Linked DNA regions of Homo sapiens: region 1 is linked to region 2. The links are chromatin contacts, found by Hi-C or POLR2A ChIA-PET in ENCODE. All regions are on one chromosome and are shown on one strand. Each heading gives the region's core, a stretch centred on a gene start or an enhancer-like site at or near the end of the contact. The rest is flanking DNA. Distances are from core to core; before and after follow the strand shown.

What was found. Hi-C counts contacts between places; a loop is a spot of excess contacts on that map. ChIA-PET counts read pairs that join two places held with the same protein, here RNA polymerase II (POLR2A). Pooled maps may share reads with other maps.
Region 1: a loop to region 2 is called in a pooled map, with 2.2 times the contacts of the local background. The contact joins the promoter of GRHPR here to the enhancer-like site in region 2. A Hi-C loop is called at or near these places in 1 of 37 single-sample maps with no recorded cell type and 9 of 50 pooled maps. POLR2A ChIA-PET finds 5 or more read pairs at or near these places in 1 of 52 experiments (H1).

The regions. Positions count from the first base shown.
Region 1 is chr9:37,418,389-37,425,350 of GRCh38, forward strand. GRHPR (glyoxylate and hydroxypyruvate reductase) reads left to right here and starts at 4,308. Exons shown (of 9, transcript NM_012203.2): 1 at 4,308-4,445; 2 at 6,457-6,587. The coding sequence starts at 4,363. LOC105376035 (a long non-coding RNA gene) reads left to right here. Exons shown (of 4, transcript XR_007061479.1): 4 at 1-1,120. RefSeq lists enhancers at 3,654-4,279, 4,280-4,905, 6,580-6,962 and a silencer at 4,120-4,269.
Region 2 is chr9:36,476,160-36,482,589 of GRCh38, forward strand. It overlaps a transcript of RNF38 not described here. Among named protein-coding and RNA genes, the nearest start is that of RNF38, 79 kb to the left of the region's middle. RefSeq lists a silencer at 6,409-6,430. Within about 2 kb of position 3,077, at least 2 of the 41 ENCODE cell types and tissues checked have a DNase peak (open chromatin) inside an H3K27ac peak, as active enhancers do.

The DNA of each region.
Region 1 (6,962 bases), core at 3,058-5,557, 940 kb after region 2:
AGGCCAGGCCCTTCGGCCTCTGTTAACCAGTGAGTGTTCTCTGTTAATCCTGAGCCCAGCTCCTCCTACACACAAGTACAAACAAGGGCATTGGGCATGGGAGAAACCTGTCCACCAGGGCCAGGAGGGGACACGGAAGGTTAATGGGTCCCCTCCCCCAAAGCAATGCACACAGCTGGGGCTCAATAAGTGCTACTGGGTGGTAGGAACAGAGCCAGCTGAGGGCACAGGAAGAGGGATCTGCTAAGCAGAGGAGGCCTGACCTGGGCTTCATTGGGTAAAACCAGTCATCATAATAAGTAGCTGGCATTTCGGGAGCTCTTAGTTAGTTCCAGACACTGCCCTGAGCACTGGACATGGTCACTCACTAACGTTTCCATGTTTCAGTATCTGTGGGGTGCATATGTTGCTCTCCCCAGTCTACAGACAGGAAGCTGCAGGCAAGAAAGATGAAGTCATTTGCTTAAGTCACACCATTACCAAGAGGCCGAGCTTGGATTCACACCCAGCACCCTGGCTCCAGACCCAAGCTCTCAACCACAATACAAGCCTGTGGAGTGGGAGGGGTGAAATACATGAGTGAGGGGTGACTTCTAGGTATTGGCTTGGGGTGGCTGTCCCTTTGATGGATATGTGGGAGGAGCGCAGGTGTCAGGTGAGGTATTGGGGAGAAGGTGGATGAATTGGGTTTGGCAGGTGTTGAGTTCCAGATACCTGAGGATGCTCAGGTGGAGGAGGCAGGAGAGAGGCGGCTTATGGCTCTGAAGCTGGGTGATGGGGGCTGGAGCTGCTCACTCCAGAGTCATCAGCGTAGAAGCGCAGCCTGGGAGACACCTGAGCGATGAAGGGGCAAGGCCACAGCTAAGGCAGGGGAATTGATATTTAGTGTGCAAGGATTCAAAATGACAGCAAGAAAAGAAGTGTTTTAGAGACTATTACTATTATTATTATTGAGACAGAGTCTTACTCTGTTGCCCAGGCTGGAGTGCAGGGGTGCAATCATAGCTTACTGTAACCTTGAACTCCTGGGCTGAAGTGATACTCCGGCCTCCGCCTTCCGGGACTCAGCCACCACAACCAGCTAACTTTTAAATTTTTCTGTAAAGACAGGGTGGGGGAGCCTCCCTATATTGCCCATGCTGGTCTTGAACTCCTGACCTCAAGCAGTCCTCCAGCTTTAGCCTCCCAAAGTGCTGGGATTACAGGAATCAGCCACCAAACCTGGCCAAATGCTATTTTTATTTATTTTATTTTATTTATTTATTTTTGAGACGGAGTTTTTTTGTTTGTTTGTCTTTTGTTTTCTTTTGAGACAGAGTCTCGCTCTGTCGCCCAGGCTGGAGTAAAGTGGCGTGATCTTGGCTCACTGCAACCTCCACCCCCTGGGTTCAAGCAATTTCCTGCCTCAGCCTCCTGAGTAGTTTGGATTATGGGCACCTGCCACCAAGCCTGGCTAATTTTTTTGTATTTTTAGTAGAGACGGGGCTTTACCATGTTGGCCAGGCTGGTCTCGAACTCCTAAGCTCAGGTGATCCACCCGCCTCAGCCTCCCAAAGTGCTGGGATTACAGGCGTGAGCCACCGCGCCTGGCCAAGTGCTATTTTTAAATGAATGTTTTCTTTATTTTGAGGGTAGATAATAAATGCACAAGATGCAAATTCCCAAAGGGTGAAAATTGTGTCTCTCTTACTCTGTCCCAGTTCACCAGGTCTTCTCCCCAGAGGCAGCCACTGTCCCCAGTTTCTTCTTTTTTCTTTTTCTTTTTTTTTTTTTTTTTTTGTTAGAGACAGGGTCTCACTCACTCTGTTGCCCAGGCTGGAGTGCAGTGGCACAATCACAGTTCACTGCAGCCCCAGCCTCCCAGGCTCAAGCAATCTTCCTACTTCAGTTTCCCAAGTAACTGGGACTACAGGTGTACACCACTACGCCTGGGTAATTAAAAAAAAATTTTTTTTTGTAGAGACAGGGTCTCGCTATGTTGCCCAGGCTTGTCTCAAACTCCTGGGCTCAAGCAATGCTCCTGACTCAGCCTCCCAAAGTGCTGGAATTACAAACCATGAGCCACTGCACCTGGCCTGTTCCCAAAGAAACAAGAAAGATGTTTCTTGTACATCTTTCCAGGGATATTTAACACACAGAAATAGGTGGCCAGGTGTCGTGGCTCACGCCTGTAATCCCAGAACTTTGGAAGTGGATCGCTTTGAGCCCAGGTGTTCGAGACAAGCCCGGTCAACATAATGAAACCCTGTCTCTACAAAAAATACAAAACATTAGCTGGGTGTGGTGGCACATGCCTGTGGTCCCAGCTGCTCAGGAGGCTGAGGCGGGAGGATCATTGGAGCACAGGAGGTAGAGGTTGCAGTGAGCCAAGATTGCACCATTGCCCTCCAGCCTAGATAACAGACTGAGATCCTGTCTCAAAAAAAAAAAAAAAAAAAAAAAAAAAAGAATAGGCATATACTTTCTCCTATAAATGGTAACATATGCACTTTGCATCACCCTGTTTTCTCACTGGACAGTACATCTTGGAGATCATTCCACACTGGTACGCACAGAGCTGCCTCACTCTTTTGATTGATGCAGAGTATTTCACTGTGGGAATGAAGCATACGTAATGAACAGTCCCCTATGAGTGGACCTTTAGGTTGTTTCCCATATTTTACTATTCCAACAATGCCACAATGAAGAGCCTTTGGCAGATGGCATTTTGCACATGTGTGAACGCGTCTGTAAGGTAAATTCCTAAAAGCAAAATTTCTGGGTCAAAAAAGATGTGCAGTCTAAACTTTGATAGCTACTGCCAAACTTTCTTATTGAAGTTGCTGATTTACACTCCTACCAGCAACGTATGAAAGCACCTGGTTCCCCAATGTATTATTTTTTACATTGGTATCTTGCTGTAATTTTAATATGCAGTTCTTTTGTGAGTCAAGTTGAGCACTTTTCATCTTTTGTTTTTTTTTTTTGTTTGTTTTGTTTTTTTTTGTTTTAGATGGAGTCTCACTCTGTCACCCAGGCTGGAGTGTAGTGATGGGATCTCGGCTCACTGCAACCTCCATCTCCTGGACTCATGAGCAATTCTCCTGCCTCAGCCTCCTGAGTAGCTGGAATTACAGGCATGTGCCACCATGCCCACCTAATGTTTGTATATTCAGTACAGACAGAGTTTCACCATGTTGGCCAGGCTGGTCTCAAACTTCTGACCTCAAGTGATCCGCCTGCCTCGGCCTCCGAAAGTGCTGGGATTACAGGCATGAGCCACCGCGCCCAGCCATACATTTAAAGGCCATTTTCTTTTCTATAAACTGTCCATTGATATCCTTTGCTTATTCAGATAAGCTGGGCATCTTTGTCTTAGGAACTATTTGTGCAATAAGTAAATCAACCCCTTGTCTATAAAATGAGTTGCAAATATATGGTATTTTTCCCGGTTTGTTGTCTTATGATTTTGTTAATTTTTTTTTTTTAAGATAAACATAAGCCTGGTATTTCCAGGCACCTGGTATTTCCAGGCAGTCTCCCATACAAGCCCTAACCAGGCTTAGTTTCCAAGATCAGATGCATTCAGGATGGTACGGTTAATTTTTCAATGGAGAATTAGTTGTACTCTTATGGCTTCTGGCTTTCGCACACATAGCGTATCACTTATTTATTGCTGCATAAAGAATTACTCCAAAATTGAACGGCTTAGAGCAACAGCAGTCAGTGCATTATCATCTCTTATGGTTCCGGGGTTGACTGGGCTCAGCCAGTGATTCTCCTAAAGGCTCTTTCTTGCAGTTTTAGCTGTAGTCAGGTGGGAGTTGGCCTGGAGTCACCCGAAGGCTTCCTCACTCATACCTCTGGTCATTGACGGTGGCTGTGAGCCGGGCCCCTGGCTGTGCTGTTGGCCTGAACACCTACACGTGACCTCTCTGTGTGTCCTGGACTTCCTCACAGCCTGGAACCTGGGTTTCTACCCTGGGCCAACCCAAGAGACAGAAAAAGTGGGGGCTTTCAGTCTCTTAAGGCCTGAGCCTGTGGAAACAGGACCCTGAGCGTGTAGAAAAAGCAGGGCTCCCATGAGGCCTTGGACGGGATACTGCCCCCTCTCCCCCGGGGCCCTGATTCCCCAGTGGCACGAGGCGCACCCCCCCACACACACACAAGGACACTGTGTAGGGTCACTGTTACTGTCACTCCCCGAGCACGCACAGTCACCGCTCAGCCGCAACCCGGCGCTCCCTCTCGCGAAGCCACACCCCCTGCGCACGCCGCGCGCGACGTCTCTCCCGCCCACTCCAGCCTGGCCCCGCCCCGGCCCAGCTACATTCCCGGGCCAGCTTCTGTACTGCCAGGTCCGGGTCGGCGGCTGCACTGCGGATGAGACCGGTGCGACTCATGAAGGTGTTCGTCACCCGCAGGATACCCGCCGAGGGTAGGGTCGCGCTCGCCCGGGCGGCAGAGTAAGAGCCTCGCGCGCCGTGGAGGAGGGAGCAGGGCGGTCCCAGGGACCGGAGAGCCGGGCGGGGCGTTTGGGCCTTGTGGCCGGCTGGGGCAGGCTTGGAGTTTTGGGGAGTCTCGGAGAAAGTTCTCTGGGGCCCAGTTCTCCTCTTAAGACGACGCTGGGACCTGCAGTTCCGGCTTTGGAGAGGGGAGATTGCCCCTGAGGCAAGGTCCAGGCTAATTCTCCACGCTCCCACAGGACATGTGGGGTCAGGGACATGGCGGTCACTGACCAGGCCCTTGGACGTTTGGCAGGGGGCTTTGATGACTCTTCTTCTTTATATTTACTTATCTTTTTTTTTTTTTTTTTGAGACAGTCTCACTCTGCTGCACAGGCTGGAGTGCAGTGGCTCGATCGATCGTGGCTTACTGCAGCCTCGACTTCTTGGGCCCAATCAGTTCTCCCACCTGAGCCTCCCGAGTAGCTGGGACTACAGGCGCAAACAATCACTACCGGCTAATTTTCTGATTTTTTTTTTGTAGAGATGGGGGTCTCACTCTGTTGCTCAGGCTGGTCTCAAATTCCTGGGCTCAAGCAATCCTCTTGCCTCAGCCTCCCAAAGTGTTGGGATTACAGGTGTTAGTCACCATGACTGGCCTGAGGACCCTTTAATTTTTAAGACAGGGTCTCACTCTCATCCAGGCTGGAGTGCAGTGGCACCATTATACCTCACTGCAGCCTCAACCTCCTGGACTCAAGAGATACTTCCACCTCAGCCTCCCAAGTAGCTGGGACTACTACAGGCATGCACTACCATGCCTGGCTAATTTTTTATTTTTTTCAAAGACGAGGGTCTCACTGTGTTGCCCAGGCTGGTCCTGAACTCCTGTACGAAGGGATCCTCCCACCTCAGCCTCCCAAAGTGCTGGGATTACAGGCATGAACCACTGCACCTGGCCCACCCTTGCTAAATGGAACCCTTTTTGTGGGCCAACCTTGCCAGGTGCTTCATATACATAAACTTTTAATCCTGGTAGCACTGTGAAGTCAGTATTATAATTCCCATTGCACAGATTAAAAACTGGAGGCTGGACTTAGGGTTAAGTTTCTTCCCAAAGCCATGCAGCTCCCAGGTGGAGGAGCTGGGGCTTGTACTCAGAAGTGTCTGACTGCTGTCTGATCACTGCATTTGATCAGGTTTGTGTTTCCAATGTTAGATAGGAAGAGGATGCAATCCAGCCTCAGCAGCCAGTTCTAGGGGCATATGAGATTTTCAAATTTTGTTCACTGCAACAAAACCTTTGCCAAGGACCCACTTTGTACTGAGCAGGAGAAGGTGGAAGGCAGCAACCGCGCCCATGGTAACAGTAGCTCACGCTGTACCCTGCTCATGGGGAGGTGGATGAAAGGTGGTCAGTGCCCTGGGCTCAGTCAGGAGGTGCAAGTAGCTATCCTGTGTCCTGCCACATAGAGGCTCCACACGTGCTGACTGTACTGAATTCCATGGCAAGGGCCAGGAGGCACCGTGCATCACTGGGACAAATATCTGGTTGCTGTGAGCTGCCGTGGAAGCGTTGGGTGGCCTTGACCTTATCTTTCCTGGCCCAGTCCAACTATGAGAGTTTTCTATTTCATGGACTCCACGGACAGGAAGAGATGCAACAGGCCATTGAATCCAGGCCCCCCACCTGAGGCACACCCTGCCCCCCACGGGCCTTCCCTGCAGTTGGCCGCCTGCTTGGCCGCCCAGCCCCTGTGAATGTGGGAAAGCTCTTCTCTGTGCTGACCTGAGAGCTGTCCCCATGCCTTCCCCCTTGCAGCTTAGGCTCTGCTGGGGGGCCCCTCAGCCCTTCACCTGTCACCTGCTGTCTCGGGACAGTTCTGAGACCACCCCTGCCTGACCCTGCCTCCCCTCAGCCAGCCCCGGGCAGCCTGAGGCCAGGGCCATCAGAGGCCAGGATTCCCAGCTGGGAGGGGCGGGGACAGGTGTGCGGCTCCTGCTTCTCCTGAGGGCCTCCCTTTCCCCGCAGCTGTGAGGTGGAGCAGTGGGACTCGGATGAGCCCATCCCTGCCAAGGAGCTAGAGCGAGGTGTGGCGGGGGCCCACGGCCTGCTCTGCCTCCTCTCCGACCACGTGGACAAGAGGATCCTGGATGCTGCAGGTGCACACTGGGTGGGCAGGGGACTTGAGGGTGGCTTGGCCCTGTGGGCCCCTCAGCCTGTGCTGCTGGCTCCTGGCTGCTCTGCAGTGCTGTCTGGGTTCTGAGGGCGTTTCCTGCGATACCAGGCCCGAGCGGGCAGATAGCTTGCTCTGGCACAGGCACTGCCCCTCCCTCCTGCTGTGAACCCCTTGGCGGGGGACCCTAGGAGGGCAAAGACCGCGGTGTGGAGACTGTGGGTGTGGGGAAGTGCATCCAAGGCCCTGGGTTCTCCAGCCCTGCCACAACCTTGCTCTGTGACCTCCAGCAAGACCCTGCCCCTTCTGGGCGTGTGCGTAGTATGAGGGAGGACCTAGCTCAGTGCCAAGCCCCAGCAGG
Region 2 (6,430 bases), core at 1,827-4,326:
AGCCACCCAGGCTAGAGTGCAGTGGCGTGATCTCGACTCACTGCAACCATGGTCTCCCGGGTTCAAATGAGTCTCCCGTCTCCCCCATAACTAGGATTACAGGCACCCGCCATCATGCCTGGCTAATTTTTGTATTTTAGTAGAGACGGGGTTTCCCCTTGGCCAAGCTGGTCTTGAACTGACCTCAGGTGATCCGCCCGCCTCAGCCTCCCAAAGTGCTAGGATTATAGGCATGAGCCACCCCACCCAGCCAAACCTTGTGTATTTTATTAAAGTCTCATAAAATGTAGCTGTCAAATTGGTACAGCCTTTTCAAAGGATTATTTGGGCAATATCTTTTTAATGGACTATCGGGCAATCTTTTTTTTTTTTTTTTTTTTTGAGATGGAGTTTAGCTCTTGTTGCCCAGGCTGGAGCGCGATGGCATGGTCTTGGCTCACTGCAACCTCCGCCTCCTGGGTTCCAGTGATTCTCCTGCCTCAGCCTCCCAAGTAGCTGGGATTACAGGCGCCCACCACCATGCCCGGCTAACTTTTTTTTGTATTTTTAGTAGAAACCGGATTTCACCATGTTGGCCAGGCTGGTCTCGAACTCCTGACCTCAGGTGATCCACCCACTCTGGCCTCCCAAAGTCCTGGGATTATAGCTGTTTCCTAATCCAGGACAAAATTATGCTGGCGGGTAAGAATAAAGGTCTAACTCCTAACTTGACTCCAAGTAATTAGAGGAAAGGACAGCTTACAGTAGCCATAGGTTTCCATGGAGTACACACTATCTACCTGTACACCATAGACGTAAATGCTAATTACAGCAACAAAAAGGGCCACCCTTATCCTGAGAATGGACTCCTGAAGTTTACAGTCTTAAAGTCTAAAGATTATTGGCCAGGCGCGATGGATCACGCCTGTAATCCCAGCACTTTGGGGGGCTGAGGCAGGTGGATCACAAGGTCAGGAGTTCAAGACCAGCCTGGTCAAGATGGTGAAACCCCATCTCTACTAAAAATACAAAAAAATTAGCCGGGCGTGGTGGTGGGCGCCTGTAATTCCAGCCACTCGGGAGGCTGAGGCAGAGAACTGCTTGAACCTGGGAGGCAGAGGTTGCAGTGAGCCAAGATCACACCACTGCACTCCAGCCTGGGTGACAGAGCAAGACTCGTCTGGAAAAAAAAAAAAAAAGATTACCTTGCAATCAACTCTTTGGTGCATTTCTTACAAAATACAACAACAAAACAGGCTGGGCATGGTCACTCATGCCTATAATCCCAGCACTTTAGGAGGCCAAGGTGGGAGGATCACTTGAGCCCAGGAGTTCGAGACCAGCCTAGGCAACATTGTGAAACCTCCATGTCACAAAAAAGTTTAAAAGGTTAGTGTAGTTGGCCGGGTACTGTGGCTCACACCTGTAATCCCAACACTTTGGGAGGCTGAGGCAGGCGGATCACGAGGTCAGGAGATCGAGACCAACCTGGCTAACATGGTGAAACCCCCATCCCTACTAAAAAATACAAAAAATTAGCCGGGCGTGGTGGGGGGCGCCTGTAGTCCCAGCTACAGGGAGGCTGAGGCAGGAGAATGGCGTGAACCTGGGAGGTGGAGCTTGCAGTGAGCTGAGATCGCACCACCGCACTCCAGCCTGGGCGACAGAGGGAGACTCTGTCTCAAAAAAAAAAAAAAAGAAAGAAAAAAGGATAGCGTAGTTGTCACACTCATTGTCCCAGCTACTCAGGAGGCTGAGGTGGAAGGACTGCTTGAGCCTGGGAGATGGAAGCTGCAGTGAGCTATGATTACCACTGCCACTGCACTCCAGAGTGGGCAACAAAGCAAGACCTTGTCTCAAAAAACAAAAAACAAACAAACAGAAAACAGCAGTTTGAGATACCAAGTAATACAGTAATAATTAACATATTAAGAAGAAAATTTTCACTAAAAGATTGCCAACAAGACTTCTTAGAAGCACATCATGACGTAGAATGGTTGATATAAGTGTTTATTACCAGGCGTGGTAGCTCACGCCTGTAATCCCAGCACTTTGGGAGGCTGAGACCATTCTGGCTAACATGGTGAAACCCCATCTCTACTAAAAATACAAAAAATTACCCGGGCGTGGTAGCGGGCATCTGTAGTCCCAGCTACTCGGGAGGCTGAGGCAGGAGAATGGCGTGAACCTGGGAGGCGGAGCTTGCAGTGAGCCGAGATCACGCCACTGCACTCCAGCCTGGGGGAGAGAGCGAGACTCCGTCTCAAAAAAAAAAAAAAAAAAAAGAGAGCGTTTATTAAGCATACATCCCCAGATAAACTGATTTTTTTTCTGGTAGCAATAGGGAGAAATCACTTCGCAAAAATGTAAGTATTTAAAAAAAAAAAAAAAAAGATTGGCCGGGCACGGTGGCTCATACTTGTAATCCCAGCACTCTGGGAGGCCGAGGAGGGTAGATCATCTGAGGTCAGGAGTTCGAGACCAGCCTGACCAACATGAAGAAACCCCGTCGCTACTAAAAATACAAAATTAGCCAGGCGTGGTGGCTCATGCCTGTAATTCCAGCTACTCGGGAGGCTAAGGCAGGAGAATGGCTTGAACCCAGAAGGCGGAGGTTGCGGTGAGCCGAGATGGCGCCACTGCACTCCAGCCTGGGCAACAAGAGTGAAACGCTGTCTCAAAAAAAAAAAAAAAAAAAAGATTAGTGGGCGCATCCCTGGGAGAGTAAGCAAGTTATGTATTCGGCTTTTGTGGGCAATCAATCATTCTGGTAACACAAACATAAGGCAAAGTAGACCCAGATTTCTATATATTTTCCTCTAAAGTACTTTTAAGTTACAATTTCAGACTTAAAGAGAAAGGTTCCAAGCTCAGTCTTGTCCTTTTTTAAAGCTGCAAGTATTATAATTTAAAACTCTGAAATGTATTCACTTAAACACGTTCCTGTCACTATTAACAACAACGCTCCATTATCCACTTTTGGTACTGTCTCCAGATGATTTTTAATCCCTGCCTGACTTCTCCCTACCAACAAGTACTTGGATACCATCTTTACCCCGCCTGCCCCCACTACTTGGTTGTGCCTAGGGAATTATAATTACAGCAATCCCGCCTTTAGAACATCCTCAGAGCACAAAGCTTCTTTGTATAATGGTGGAGGGAGGGTGCCCTCCAGGCTCCACAGAAAAGAGTGGGTGGTAGCAACAGAGGAAGAGGAACTGGAGCCACTATGGTGGCCCTCAGTTCTAGTTCAATATCGTTTGTGGGAATTTACTTGTAATGACCAGCCAGGGTTCTGTTGAGCTTCTGCATCTCCTCCCATGTGGGGGTGGAGAGAAGCAGGGCTTATCTTGGCAGATGGGCACAATCACCATGCCCAGAAGACCAGGGAGCAGAAGGAAGCAAGAAATTTGGGAGAAAAGCAAGCAATAACTGTCTTGAATTGCACCCCTCTATGCGATTCTCAAGACCTTAAGTGAGGAAGTTTTGACAACAAAAGCTATCATCCTAATTAACCAGTGGTTGGTATTGGCATTACTGGCACTCAGTAGATGCTCAAAGATGTATTGAGGTGGCAATAAAAATCTACATAGGAAGACAAATCTATAAAAAAAAAAGTTTTAATAAGATAGCACAAAAGCCAAATGAAAAATACTTTTTATTAATTATGAGTCCCAGCCGGGCATAGTGGCTCATTCCTGTAGTAATCCTAGCACTTAGGGAAGTCAAGGCAGGAGGATTACTTGAGCTCAGGAGTTCAAGACCACCATGGGCAACATAGCAAGACCCTGTCTCTTTAAGTATGAGTTCCAACTTTTCTCTATCTGTAAATGTGAATTTTTATTTTTTTATTTTTTTGAGATGGAGTCTCACTCTGTCGCCCAGGCTGGAGTGCAGTGGCGTGATTTCGGCTTACTGCAAGCTACACCTCCCAGGTTCAAGTGATTCTCCTGTCTCAGCCTCCCGAGTAGCTGGGCCTACAGGTTCACACCACCACACCCAGCTAAGTTTTGTATTTTTAGTAGAGACAGAGTTTCACCATGTTGCTCAGGCTGGTCTCAAACTCTTGAGCTCAAGTGATCCACCTACCTCAGCCTCCCAAAGTGCTGAGATTACAGACGTGAGCCACTGCGACTGGCCCTGTAAATGTGATTATTAAATGAATACCTGTTTTACTTTCTGCCTACTCTACTTCTGTTTAGTCTGAGAAACTGCTCACTTTTTAGTTCTCTGACAATAAAACAAATTTCAACAGAAGGTCAGCATGCAGCATCTGCAGCCACTAAAATCCAAGGTGCAGAAGCAGAATGGACAGCCAACTTTTCAACTCCAAGAACATCCCAAAAGCACTACAAATTGTCCTACTACCTAACTGCTTGCTATTCTATGTATACAGTTTTTTTCTTTTTCTTTTTTTTTTTTTTTTTTTTTGAGACAGGGTCTCACTCTGTTCCCCAGGCTGGAGGGCAGTGGCACCATCTCAACTCACTGCAATCTCCGCCTCCCAGGCTCAAGCGATTCTCGTGCCTCAGCCTCTCAAGCAGCTGAAATTACAGGCAAGTGCCACCACACCCAGCTAATTTTTGTATTTTTAGTAAAGACAGGGTTTCACCATGTTGCCCAGGCTGGTCTCAAACTCGAGCTCAAGTTATCCACCCGCCTTGGCCTCCCAAAGTGCTGGGATTACAGGGGTGAGCCGCCACGCCCGGCCCCTTCCATGTATATATTTGGTCCTCTTACTACTACTTCCCTACATTTCTCAACAAAGTCAAAGGATCAGTATATACACCAAAACTCACAATATCTCACTCTCTTATTTCTATACATATTTTACCACAAAAGCAGAAAATGCAGTGATAGCTTTTTTTCTTCTCTTTCTTTTTTTTTTTTTTTTGAGACAGAGTCTTGCTCTGTCACCCAGGCTGGAGTGCAATGGTGCAATCTCGGCTCATTGCAACCTCCGCCTCCTGGGTTCAAGCGATTCTCCTGCTTCAGCCTCTCAAGTAGCTGAGATTACACGTGCGTGCCACCACGCCCAGCTAATTTTTGTATTTTTAGTAGAGGCAGGGTTTCACCATGTTGGTCAGGCTGGTCTCAAACTCCTGAGCTCAGGTGATCCACCCGCCTCGACCTCCCAAAGTGCTGGGATTACAGGCATGAGCCACCACACCAGCTAGTGATAGCTTTTGATAGCGTAACTATTGATAAACCCCAATATACTCCCATCATTCTACTCTTCCACCTGTCCAACATCACTGCAGTTAACTGTTCTCAGCAGTCCCAAGAACAGCGCTAATATCCATTTAAGTAGAACAGGAAAAAAACTGAAACCAGTCTGGGTAAGGCCTGCAGGTAAGAATTGTTTATTTCCCTTCTGTGGGCAAAAGACCACTTTTGTTAAACATCTTTAGTTTTTTAACATATAATTTCTTTCAAAAAATTACTCCAAGACAGCAGCATAAGCAAATTGAAACTTCCTATCCCACCACCCTCAATCATGTTTAAAAATAATAATAAAAAAGACAACAGAAACCACTTCAAATGTATCTTTCCCTTGAGCCCCCAGAACAGCATTCATCCACGACAACTGTCCTGAAAAACTCTGCCATTATTTCCAAAAGCAGTAGGAAGTCCGGTCTTGTCCTTGGTTTGTACTCCCCCCTCCTCTCTCTCCAAGAAAAAATGAAACAGCAGGAAGCGTAAACAACCACTTAATGGAAAATACAAATGGGTAAATATTTTCAAAATTAGCTAAAAAGCCTCAGGTCTTCAGGAATGCTAGTGCAGGGGGAAATAGGAAGAGAAAAATAACTGCATTTACCCCTTCAAGTGAGCACTGTAAGAAGACAAGCGCAAATGTGGCACATAGGTACTATACTTTCTCTCCTCCATTTACCAGATACTTTTGTCTTTTTTTTTTTTTTTTTTTTTTGAGACGAAGTTTCGCTCTTGTTGCCCAGGCTGGAGTGCAATGGTGCAATCTCAGCTTACAGCAACCTCTGCCTCCTGGGTTCAAGCGATTCTCCTGCCTCAGCCTCCCAAGTAGCTGGGATTATAGGCATGTGCCACCACGCCTGGCTAATTTTGTATTTTTAGTAGAAACAGGCTTTCTCCACGTTGGCCAGGCTGGTCTCGAACTCCTGACCTCAGGTGATCCGCCCACCTCGGCCTCCCAAAGTGCTGGGATTACAGGTGTGAGCCACTGTGCCCAGACCTTTTTTTTTTTTTTTTTGAGACAGAGTCTCACTCTGTTGCCCAGGCTGGAGTGCAGTGGCGTGATCTCAGCTCACTGCAACCTCCACCTCCCGGGTTCAAGCGATTCTCCTGCCTCAGCCTCCAAAGTAGCTGGGATTACAGGCATGCGCCACCATGCCCAGCTAATTTTTCTATTGTTAGTAGAGACGGGGTTTCACCATGTTGGCCAGGCTGGTCTTGAACTCCTGACCTCAGG